Regions from separate parts of the Homo sapiens genome. Here region 2 is linked to region 1. Evidence: chromatin loops called from intact Hi-C (ENCODE). Cell type or tissue: adrenal gland. All regions are shown on one strand. Links, peaks and the distances in the headings refer to the core of each region. The heading gives the core; the rest is flanking DNA.

Evidence for each region. A loop is a pair of places that touch in the nucleus more often than their neighbours do. Peaks named below come from ENCODE experiments on the same cell type or tissue, not always from the same donor. Only the 100,000 strongest peaks of a DNase experiment are listed, where the experiment ranks them.
Region 2: it touches region 1 in a loop (5-fold over the local background); 72 of 110 quality-filtered maps call a loop at or near these places.

What each region holds. Positions count from the first base shown.
Region 1 is chr9:115,011,687-115,017,061 of GRCh38, reverse strand. No RefSeq gene overlaps it. Among named protein-coding and RNA genes, the nearest start is that of TNFSF8, 84 kb to the right of the region's middle. RefSeq lists an enhancer at 2,782-2,971. In adrenal gland, for the core only: CTCF peaks have their summits at 1,817 (motif pointing right), 2,664 and 2,866 (motif pointing right); a DNase peak (open chromatin) is centred at 3,061.
Region 2 is chr9:114,659,323-114,664,697 of GRCh38, reverse strand. LOC107987121 (a long non-coding RNA gene) reads right to left here. Exons shown (of 2, transcript XR_007061744.1): 2 at 3,318-5,375. Among named protein-coding and RNA genes, the nearest start is that of TEX53, 4.2 kb to the right of the region's middle. In adrenal gland, for the core only: CTCF peaks have their summits at 2,228 and 2,428 (motif pointing left); a DNase peak (open chromatin) is centred at 2,397.

The sequences.
Region 1 (5,375 bases), core at 305-5,304:
AAAAGAGGAAAATATCCCTGTGGTCATAGCGTTTATATTCTAACAAAACACAATGAATGATGAATGTAATAAATGATCAAATTAAATGGTATATTCAAGGGTAATAAGGACAAAGGGGACTAGGGTAAGGGGATAGGGTCACAGTATTCAAAGTAGGGTGGTCACACAGGGTGGGCCTGTGAGAAACCCTCAGGAGGCACAGAAGATGAGCTCAATGAATATTTGTTGCATTGAATTCGTGCTCATCTCTTTCCTTCTGAAGATGGGGAAGCAGCAGTCCAGAGGAGGCTGGGGATCATCCCAGGCACCACAGCAACCAGGCAGGAGATTCTGATGAAAATCCAGGCTGCATACTCCTCTGCAGTGTGGCATGACTGTCTGTTCTCCAGAAGGAGAGACACACCTTGCAGGTTCTTCCTCACTGAGCCTCCTATGACCTGTATGCTCTCAAAACAGCTGGCTACACAGCCCAGTCCTTCCCCATTCTCAGCTTGCCCCACCCAAGCTGGTCTTCCCACCATGCCTTGCCTAAGCCCGGAAAATCCGAGAGCTCCTTGTGGGCTGTCCTCGTCGGTCTCCTTCTAAGATTCTCACTTCTCTTTTCATTTAAAAATCAGTGTTGAGCACCTCCCCGCTTATGCTCAGCACTATGTGAGTGAAACAACCACATTCCCTGCCTCCATGCAGCCTCTGTGCCCCAGAGAGGTCAGTGACAAACACATGATCAGACAAGCAAATGTGTGATTACAAACTGAGGGCTGTGCTTTGGAAGCAAATATAAAAAGCTATGAAGACGTCTAAAGGGGATCTGAGGGGGAAGGCTCTCTGAGGAACAGACATTTGAACCCAGATCCAAAGAGCAAGTAGGAGTTAACCAGGTGAAGGAAGCAGGAGAGGCAGAAGGCAAAAGGCAGGTATCTCTATAGTCCTATGGCTGTCACGCTGTGCACAGAGAAAGCCAGAGGCATAGGTGCAAAAGATGCATTGTGGAAGATGAGGTTTCAGGAGTCAGTAGGAACCCAGCCACGCAGATCTTCCTGGTCCAGAATAAAAATTTTGCTTTTTTTCTTCAGTTCAATGGAAAGCAACTGAGAAGTTTTCAGCAGGAGAGCATTGTGATCACATCTGTTTTTTTAAGCCATCTTTTTTGTTGCATTTGGATTTTGGCTGGGAGGTGCAAAGTGGGAAGAGACCTTTGAGGAGGCTACTGTAGGAATCCAGGTGAAAGGTGATAGAGCCTGGCTAAGTGTGGTGTCGTGGAGACAGAGCTATGGTTCTAAGAGATATTTAGAAAGTAAAATTCATGGGGCTTAGGGTCCCAGAGAGCTCTCTATGTCCCCACCCTTGTTCCTGAGCAGCCCTCAACTCCTATAGTGGATTTTTCCTGGATGTGGGCATCAGTTTTAATTAAGGCAGGCTAGTTAGGGATATGGGAGACTGGATTCAGGGGCCCATTAACTCCTGGAGCACTAGGTTAGGGTGGGGAAGGAATCAGGAAGCCTCCCTCAAGGTGACTGCAGCTAGAAATGAAGACCAGTGGTAAGGCCAAGGGGAGGCTTGTGGATGGACACAAGGGATGACAGTGTGGGGAGCAGAGGTGAGGATGGAGGTAGACCCTTGCCTTGAAGGCTTGGCGTCCTGGAGCCCAGCTGAGAGTTGCCAAGGGTTTTCAGCCCCAGATGGCATCATCAACATTGCTCTTTAGAAAGCCTGCTTCCTCACTAGAGATGCATGTGCCCCTGGCCACCTGTGCCCCCCAGCCTCAATGGGGTACCAGGGGTGCCCTGCATGTGCCTGCTGCCCAGGTTTGGGCTGGCAGGACATATAAGCAACCAGCAGAGGGCTCACTCCCCTCATCCTCCTCCCTCCCTAGGGAACTCCCAGAGGAATTACAATCTCTGTAAAGGAAGTAGAAAAAGGCTTTCTTGAGAATTGTTTCAATCCCACCAGGATGTAACATGGATTTCAACATTTTACAGGAAAATAAAACCACACACATGCAGTCAAAATAAGCAGCTCCGACTGGGCGCAGTACCTCACGCCTGTAATCCCAGCACTTTGGGAGGCTGGGGTGGGCGGATCATTTGAGGTCAGGAGTTCGAGACCAGTCTGGCCAACATGGTGAAACCCCATCTCTACTAAAAATACAAAAATTAGCTGGGCATGGTGGCGCATGCCTGTAATCCCAGCTACTCAGGAGGGTGAGGCAGGAGAATCGCTTGAACCCAAGAGGCAGAGGTTGCAGTGAGCCGAGATAGCACCACTGCACTCCAACCTGGGCAACAGAACGAGACTCTGTCAAGAAAAAAAAAAAAAAAAACAGCTCCCACATTTGCCTAGCACATTTGCCCAGCACATTTGCAATTACAGGTTAAGAAATTGTTTCTCAGAGTAGTGAAATGACTTCCCCCAAGTTCACTCAGCCTCCAAGTGTCAAAGCTGGGTTCTCTGACTCCTTGAGTCACAATGCCTTAAGGAACATCCTTCTGCACAATTATTCTTTCATTCACTCTTCCAATTAGGACACTTGGAGCACCTGCCATTTACTGGTTCCCTCATAACACTTTACAGTTTGCAAAGCCAACGTGTTTATAACAATTTCTTTACAGTCACCATCTTTTTAGTGAGAGCTGAGCTCAAATCCCATGTTTTCCAATTACTGGATCATCTTGGTCTAATTGCTTAATTCTTCTGAGCATCCATCAAAATGATCATGAAGTGTACCTACCCTGATGAGAATCTGTGATAGTTTAAAAGAGAAAACCGACAGCATCTTGCCTGGAGAAAATGCTGTCAACACAGGTTTGTCTCACTAAAAATTGAAAGGCAAACTAAACATTTGGGTAAAAATCCTCAAGTCAACCAGCAGATGGCAGCCTCCACCTGGCTTCGGGAGGGCACTAACCAGGCACTCCTGGTAGATGTGTTGAAGTGGATGGGGCTGATGTCTACCGGACTTCTTAGGCTCATAGACATCTTTAGGTAAACAACTTTGCCTTCATGCTAATCCTTCTCTCAATAAGAGGCTAGAACCCTTCCCAGAAGTGGGAAGGAACTTGGCAGGCCTCCTTTTATGTTCTTGACTCCCCATCTGCTACACAAAAACGAGCACCCTCACCCTACCACCTCACTGATCACCTCTTGCAGGTGTACACTGGGGTGGGGGGACAGGAACATGAGACACAGGGAGTTTCTGGCCTTTGTCCAGTCTCCATTCAGGTTTGGCAAGGACCACCAACCGTTGTCTAACATGTTTAATGCCTCCATTGTATCCATGTCCCATCACTCATTCACCTGATTTGACAGCACCGTATTGTTGGTTGTGAAGGCCCAACATGCACATTTTTTGTTGTTCTGTGCTTGTCCCTTTGGCTTGTTTCTGGCCCCTTAGCAAGAAGGCTTTGATCCTCCTGCCCTGACACTTAACTCACTAGCACAGGGTGAGGCACATCTAAAAATGTGGACTTGTTCCTGTTGCTGTTGCTGTTGCTGTTGTTTTCCTTTACATCTCTGAAGCCTGGTTTAGGTGATGATCCCTGTGGATTATTCTAAGCAGCTTGGGCAATGTTGAGAATAAAGTCAAGGGCCTTGTGTCCCCAGCACTTGCCTCCTAGAGCCAGTCTATGACCCCAAAGAGCTGTAGAGCGGTCCTGTAGGAACACTGAGCTGTGGTCTACTACTCCACTGCTGAACCCCTCCAATGCCGGCCTTACGGCTCAGAGGAAAGTAGCCTGAGACATCACAGTAGCCTTCAAGGCCTATATTCCCTGACCTCAACCCCCCTCTCATGATACTCTAGACACGCTGCCTCCCTGCTGTTTCAAACCCAGCAAGCGCACTCCCACAGCAAACCCTTCTCCTGGAATGCTCTTTCCTCTAACACATGCATGGCTCACTCATTTCTTTCAGCCATCTCCAATGTTATCTTCTCAGCGAGACCATCCTCATCATCCTACATAAACACACACACATCACACCTATATGTGCAAGATCACACATGCACACACAAACAACCCTCCCCATTCCCAGTACTCATAGTGCATTTTCCACCTGACACAGTACTGGCTTACCTATGTATGTGCATGCTTTCTAGGAGTCAAGCTCCATGACAGCAGGCACTTTGTATGTTTCCCCCTGCCGTGGCCCTAGCACCCAGAACAGAGCCTGTTCTATTATTTCTCAATCATTACGTGTTGACTGAATATATGACCTAAGAGGAGAATGCAGCCATCTGTAGCCTCACTTATTGTCTATTCAATTTGTTGAGTGCCAACTATATTCCCAGATCATCATTTTAAAGCTGACACAAACTCAGAAAGGAAGTGATTTTCCTGAAGCCACCAGGTAATCATTGTAGATTTGAATTCAGTTCTCACTCACCCCACACCATGACCTCAACAGATAGGAACCTAAGAATGTAATTTAAAGAAACAGCAAAGGAATTGTTCTACTAAGAACTAACAGAGGCAGCCTCTCCTAAGGAAGGACGAGTTAATGGGCAGAGATTGTTTGACAATTGAGAGATCCAGCAGGATATTTAGAGAAAAAAAAAAACCATAAATATCGGTCATTTCAAAAACAGAACCTGTTATATTTCCAACCAGAATAACTTCTCCAGAGACTTCATACGTGGTCTCTTGGAGAGCATTCTCTCAATTTAGGACAGAGGTCCTTACACTGAGAATCACCATTTCTCATGGATCAGTGGGAAAGGGGGCAAAATTAATTGACCTTTCAAGCCTTTGATTTACCATCTTTAACTAAAATAGATTACTCAGATGATGGGGGCAGAGAGCAAGGGGGAATTTCCCAGGTATGGTAGGAGCGTAGCTACACTGGATTCACTTGATTATGCTCTCAACAGCTTCTCCAATAAAGGCCTCTGTTTCCCAGTGTAAAATGAAGCTTTGCTTATCCCCAGAGGCATCGGCTTTTCATGTATTTTTCTGCCACCAGGGCTTTCTGAGTAGCCAGCAAAGAACAAGGCAGAGCAGATCTTCTGGGTGTGAAAGTGGTTTGGGAAAGAGACACAGTAGACCCAGCTCAGCAGGAGCTGAGGATCACTCTCCACCTGGACACCCTTCAGGTGAGCATCAGAGTCAGATTTGAAAATGTGTCTCCACCAAAAAGCCACATTCAAAGGTATCAAAGAGCCTTCAGCTCAGTGCTCATCTTTCTTTTGCAAGTCTCGGTTAGCTCCAGAGCAGGCTGCGGTGTTCAGCACTCCATCTCCAATGCTGCATCCCCAATGCATAGCACTTGAACATAGTAGTTGCACAATTAAGATCTCTATATTAAGAAATAAATTTATAATAGCTGCCTGGAGGTTATTGGAAAGGATTCAGAGGTCACGACCAGGCTACCAGGAAAGAAGT
Region 2 (5,375 bases), core at 300-5,299, 350 kb after region 1:
TTATTTTCATCATGATTGTGCTAAATTTACAAATTAGGGAAAATTATAAATCAGGAAGAACTGACACATCTATAACATTGATTCTTCCTAACCACCAACCAATGTCTTTTCATTTGTTCAAACCTACTTTGTTGGCTTTCAGGACTATTTTCAAGAGTTCTTTATATTAATTTTGCAAATTTCTTATTAACTTTACTCCTAGGTATTTTATCTTTTGTTGCTATTGTAAATGAAGTTTTCTCTCTCACTATTGTTGTAGTTAGTTATTGCTTGCGTATAATAACACTATTGAGTTCAGTATGCTAATTGTATGCCTTGCTTCCCTTCTGAATTCTTTCATTGTTTGAGTAGTTTTGTTTTTGCTTTCCGATGGTTTACCAGTAATACTATTATGTAATCTGCAAGTAGAAATACTTTAACTTCTTCTTCTTCTAATTTTTATGTCTCCAATTTACCTTTTCTGATTGCAATGGTTAATGCCACCGCTACAATGTTAAAGTCAGTAGATATCTGTGCTTCGTTCCTGATTTTAAATAGCTCCAGTATTTGCAAATTAAGGAAGAAGTTGGGTTTAGGACAAAGGCATAGAGGTAGAGATAAAGAGAGAGAGAGAGAGTGCCATTTTATCATATTAATATAATATCCATCAATTCCCTCTTTTTTCTTTTTTCAGCATCTATAAAAAAAATCACAATTTCTTTACTCATATCGAATCAAACTTCCATTCCACAGATAAATTTCACCTGATCATGATTTATTATCTTCATACTGTGAGGTTGGATTCTGTTCACTAATATTTTATTAAGAATTTTTGTATCAGTATTGGTAGGTAACGTTGCCTTGTAATTTTCTTTTTGATTATCCCTATCACATGCGGTTATCAATATACACTTGCTTCACAAAAAGAATTTGGAAGTTTTATTTTATATGCTCTAGAACAATTTATGTAGTACTGTAACTGGTCTTTAAAAGCTTGGTGAAACTCTCCTTGTGCAACCTTCTGGACCTGTTGCCTGTTTGGGGGAGGGTAGTTTCTTAATAAATTTCTTCTACAGAAATTGATAGTTTCTATCTTTAATGCAGTCAATTTAATAAACTATTTTCCCAGAAAACTATCTACTTCATAGTTTTTCAAACTTTTTTACATAAAAGTATATTATGGACTCTAAAGATTTTTAAAATTTCTTTTGTTTCAACAATTTTTCCCCCTTATTCTTTCTAATTTTATATATTTTTGCTTTCTCCTTTTTTTCCTGATTAAGCTACACAGTATTTCTATTTTGTTAATTTTTTTCAAAAAAAGATTTTGATTAATTAGATCTGCTTTTTAATACTCTAGTAAATTCTGCTTTTAATCTTATACTTTCTTTTCCTTACTTTGTTGCTCTTTTTCCAGCTTTAAGAATTGGGAAATTATTTCATTCTTTTATTTTCTTGATACAAGTGTTTAAACACAGTGGTAGACAGAATAATGACCCCACTGCAAAAGATTAAAGTTGAAGATACAATTAAGGTTGCTAATCAGTGACCTTGAGATAATTCACAATTACCTGGGTGGGCCCCATCTAATCACATTGGGAGAATCTGCAGCCCACTCTGGGGCATGTTTCTGCCACAACAGCACAGAGGCCAGGACAGGAGAGGAGGTGGCAGCAGTCGGGAATTCACCAACATCCCCTTCCTGGGGAGAAGGAACTAAATTGTCATATGACTTGCTTGGCCAATGAAAACATAACAGATAGGACACTAACAGGGGCTTAGAAATGTGTTTTCACAGTGGGGCTTGCTGTGTCTTCCTCTAGCAGCCCCAGAAGAAGAACACACCTGGCTAGCCTACTAACCCAAAAGGGGTAAGAGACATGTGAGGCAGAACCACTCCAGCCGACCTGATAGGCACAGTGGACATTACAGCATGGTGGACAAAGGAATGGACTGCTGGAGAGGGGCTCAGCATATGTCCTCCCTCCTCCCTGCCTTTGTGGTTCAGTCCAAACCCCACTGTCCCCAACATTCCCCGGTTCCCCCACTCTGTGACATCACAGACAGCCTCCTGTCCACTCTGCCAGCTGCAGGTGAATGAGACTCATAGGTTAGACCTAAGGGTAAGAGGGCGTAATTTTTCTGTACTAAAACAGAAAATGTCCCCGCCACTCCTGGACACCTATTCACTTTGCTACAAGAAGCACCCCTTATTTGCCTTGACCCCACTGTTTCTCTGTCTCTGGGTCTCAGTCTCCCCCACTGTGCTGAAAGACTCCTGAGGGCTCCCCTAGCTCCAGACGACTTCCTGTTTGACTTCATTGATCTTTCTTATTCTGATCAAGGTGCTGTGGGGTCCCTAGAGACCTGAAACTCACAGCCCAGTGGGGACAGCCCAAGGGCCCTTTTCTTTGGCTCCTGCTTCCCTCTAGAGGCGGACACTGGTAATGCAAGAAACACCACACCCACCCCTACTCTGTCCCAGCCAGCATCTCAGTGATATTAAACGCCTACTGTGTACCGCATACCCTGCAAAGCACTTGACATCTTTATGTCACCAAATCCTTACAACGGCATTCTGCGGGTAGGTTTCACCATACCACTGCACAGACTGGAAAACTGAGGTTCAAGGAAGCTAAACGGCCCGAAATTACACAGCAAGGTGCAACAGGAATTAAGAACTGAAGTCCATCTAAGTAAAAAAGGAGTGTGCTCTTAACTGTTATGCTGTTCTGCCAGGCTTCAGATGGAGCCTTTCCATTTAAAAACCACTTACCATCAACTCTTGGAGATCAAGGTGGTTCTGAACATCTCATTCTGGAATTGTATAGACGGAATAAAATCTGGCTTCAGATAAAACTACATTAAAATCCCAGCTGTTCCTCTTGGCTGCCACAGCTGAGCAAGTCACCTTTCTTAGGCTCAATTCCCTCCATCTGGAAAATCAGACAAAGTCCTGCCTTGCAAGGTGGAGAGGAAAATGAAATGAGCTCAGCAATGTCAAAGGACCTGCCCAAATGCTCAATGAATGTCAGTGTTCTGTTTCTATTCCCATAACTTTCTGACATTAAAGAAAAAAAAAAGCCTGTTCATGGAAGGGAGAACAGGGTGAAGGATTGAGCGTACCATTGTCCAACAGTCAGACAATGTTCCTGTATTTATTCAATCAGTATGGAGAGCATACGCGTTCTGCACACAGCCCGGTGCTGCATCCTGGGACCCGAAGGTGGGCTGGACCCACCCCTGCCTCCTCGAGAGTGAGGCTCTGTTGCTCTTGTCCACGGCAGTATCCCCAGCACCACAGTCAGTGCTTGGCACCAGTAGGTCCTCAAAAAGTATATGCTGAACAAATTTTTTTAATCACTGATTTTTTGTAGGCAAATAAACAGGCAGTGAAAATACAGTCCATTCAACAAATATTACTGAGCATCCACTGTGGTTTAGGCAGACACTGGAATGACAGTCAGGTCCAGGACACAGGGAAGCCCAGGGGACAAGGGAACCATAAAGGAAATGCCTCAATTCATCCCAGGTTTAAGAGATGGCTTCCTGGCTGGGTATGGTGGCTCACACCTGTAACCCCAGCAACTTGGGAGACAGAGGCGGGCAGATCACTTGAGATCGGGAATTCAAGACCAGCCTGACCAACATGGCACAACTCTGTCTCTACTAAAAATACAAAAATTAGCTGGGTGTGATGGTGTGCACCTATAATCCCAGCTACTCAGGAGGCTGAGGCAAAAGAATCGCTTAAGCCCAAAGGGTGGAGGATGGTTGAAGTGAGCCAAGATCGCACCACTGCACTCCAGCCTGGGTGATACAGTGAGACTCTGTCTCAAAAAAAAAAAAAAAAAAAGGAATGGCTTCTTGAAGGAAGTGACACCTGAGCTGTCTTCAAGTGTGATGAGGAGAGGACATGGAGGGGCAGGTTTCAGCTTGTGCAGAGGCACAGGGATGGAACAGTAAGAAAAAGTCTGGAGCACAGCCAGCAGCTCCTATGGCCGAAGAGTAGTGACTGAGTTGGAATGAACGGAGCTGGCAAAGTCGACAGGGGCAGATCCTCAGACAAGTTCGAGCAGCAGAACAGGGGAGCCACTGAGGGGTTAAGGCAGAGGAGGAGTGACCTAACAGGATTTGCACCAGGGGCAGATCTTCTGGTTGCAGATGAGCCACCAGAGAGGCTAGTGGGAAAGCAGTGGTCAGGATCCAAAGGCAGGAGGCGCTAGTGGTGAGGGCAATGGCAACGGAGGGTGGCTGACAATGGAGATATTTATGGGATAGATTCAAAAGGCCTTGATGAATGTGAGCGGAGGGGAGGTAAGGGGTGCCCCATTTCTAGCTGCAGACACAAAATGAATAGTGGTACCTGTCCCCAAAATAGGAAACATGAGAGGAGGAAAAGCAAGTTTGGGATGGAGAGGGTGGAGAAGAGAGGTGGTCCCATCAGAAGGCAGCCAAAAGCAACCCTATAAGTCATCCATAAAGCCATCCATCAGCTTGGCAGGTGGATGAGGCAGGTGGTGTCTTACTTGTTGTGACATTCCTTGCTGCTCCCCGGTGACAGCACCTGCTTGGACCCTAGACCAAAGTGAGATACATACAGGTTCATCCAACCATGCCATAAATGCTGTTAACCACCTGTCCTACACCCTGCACTGGGGACCCAGCAGTGAACACAGGAGACTCCCTGCCTTCCTGGGTTTACTAATGGGAAAGTGAGTACGTGCTCATAAATAAATTCTAGGCTACTTCTGAACATGACAAGGGCTGCAGAGAAGCATGAGGTGGGGAAGGGAAATAGAGAGTGCTGGGAGCAGGGAGGAGGCTTAAACAGAGGGAATAAACAGAGAGAATTAAATAGAGTAAATAGGCCAGAGAAGGCCTCACTAGAAAAAGTGTTCATGGCCAGGCATGGTGGCTCACGCCTGTAATCCTTGCAACTTGGGAGGCCGAGGCAGGCAGATTTCCTGAGGTCAGGAGTTTGAGACCAGCCTGGCCAACATGGTGAAACCCCGTCTCTACTAAAAACACAAAAATTAGCCGGGCATGGTGGTGCGCACCTGTAATCCCAGCTACTCAGGAGGCTAAGGAATAAGAATCGCCTGAACCCCAAAGGCAGAGGTTAGTGAGCTGAGATCGCCCCACTGCCCTCCAGCCTGGGCAATAGAGTGATACTCCATTCAAAAAAAAAAAAAAAAAGATGAAGTGTTCTTTAAGCAAAGGCTTGAAACAAGTGAGAGAATGAGTCTTGTGGATTTCTAGGGGAAGAGCGTTCCAGCAGAAATGCAAACAGTGGTGTGTTTGGTGTGGCGGGAAAGGGGTGAAGGGTAAAGTAGCAGGAGACAGTGAGGGACAAGTGGATAAATGGTTAGATTATGAGTTTTTTCAAGACAGGC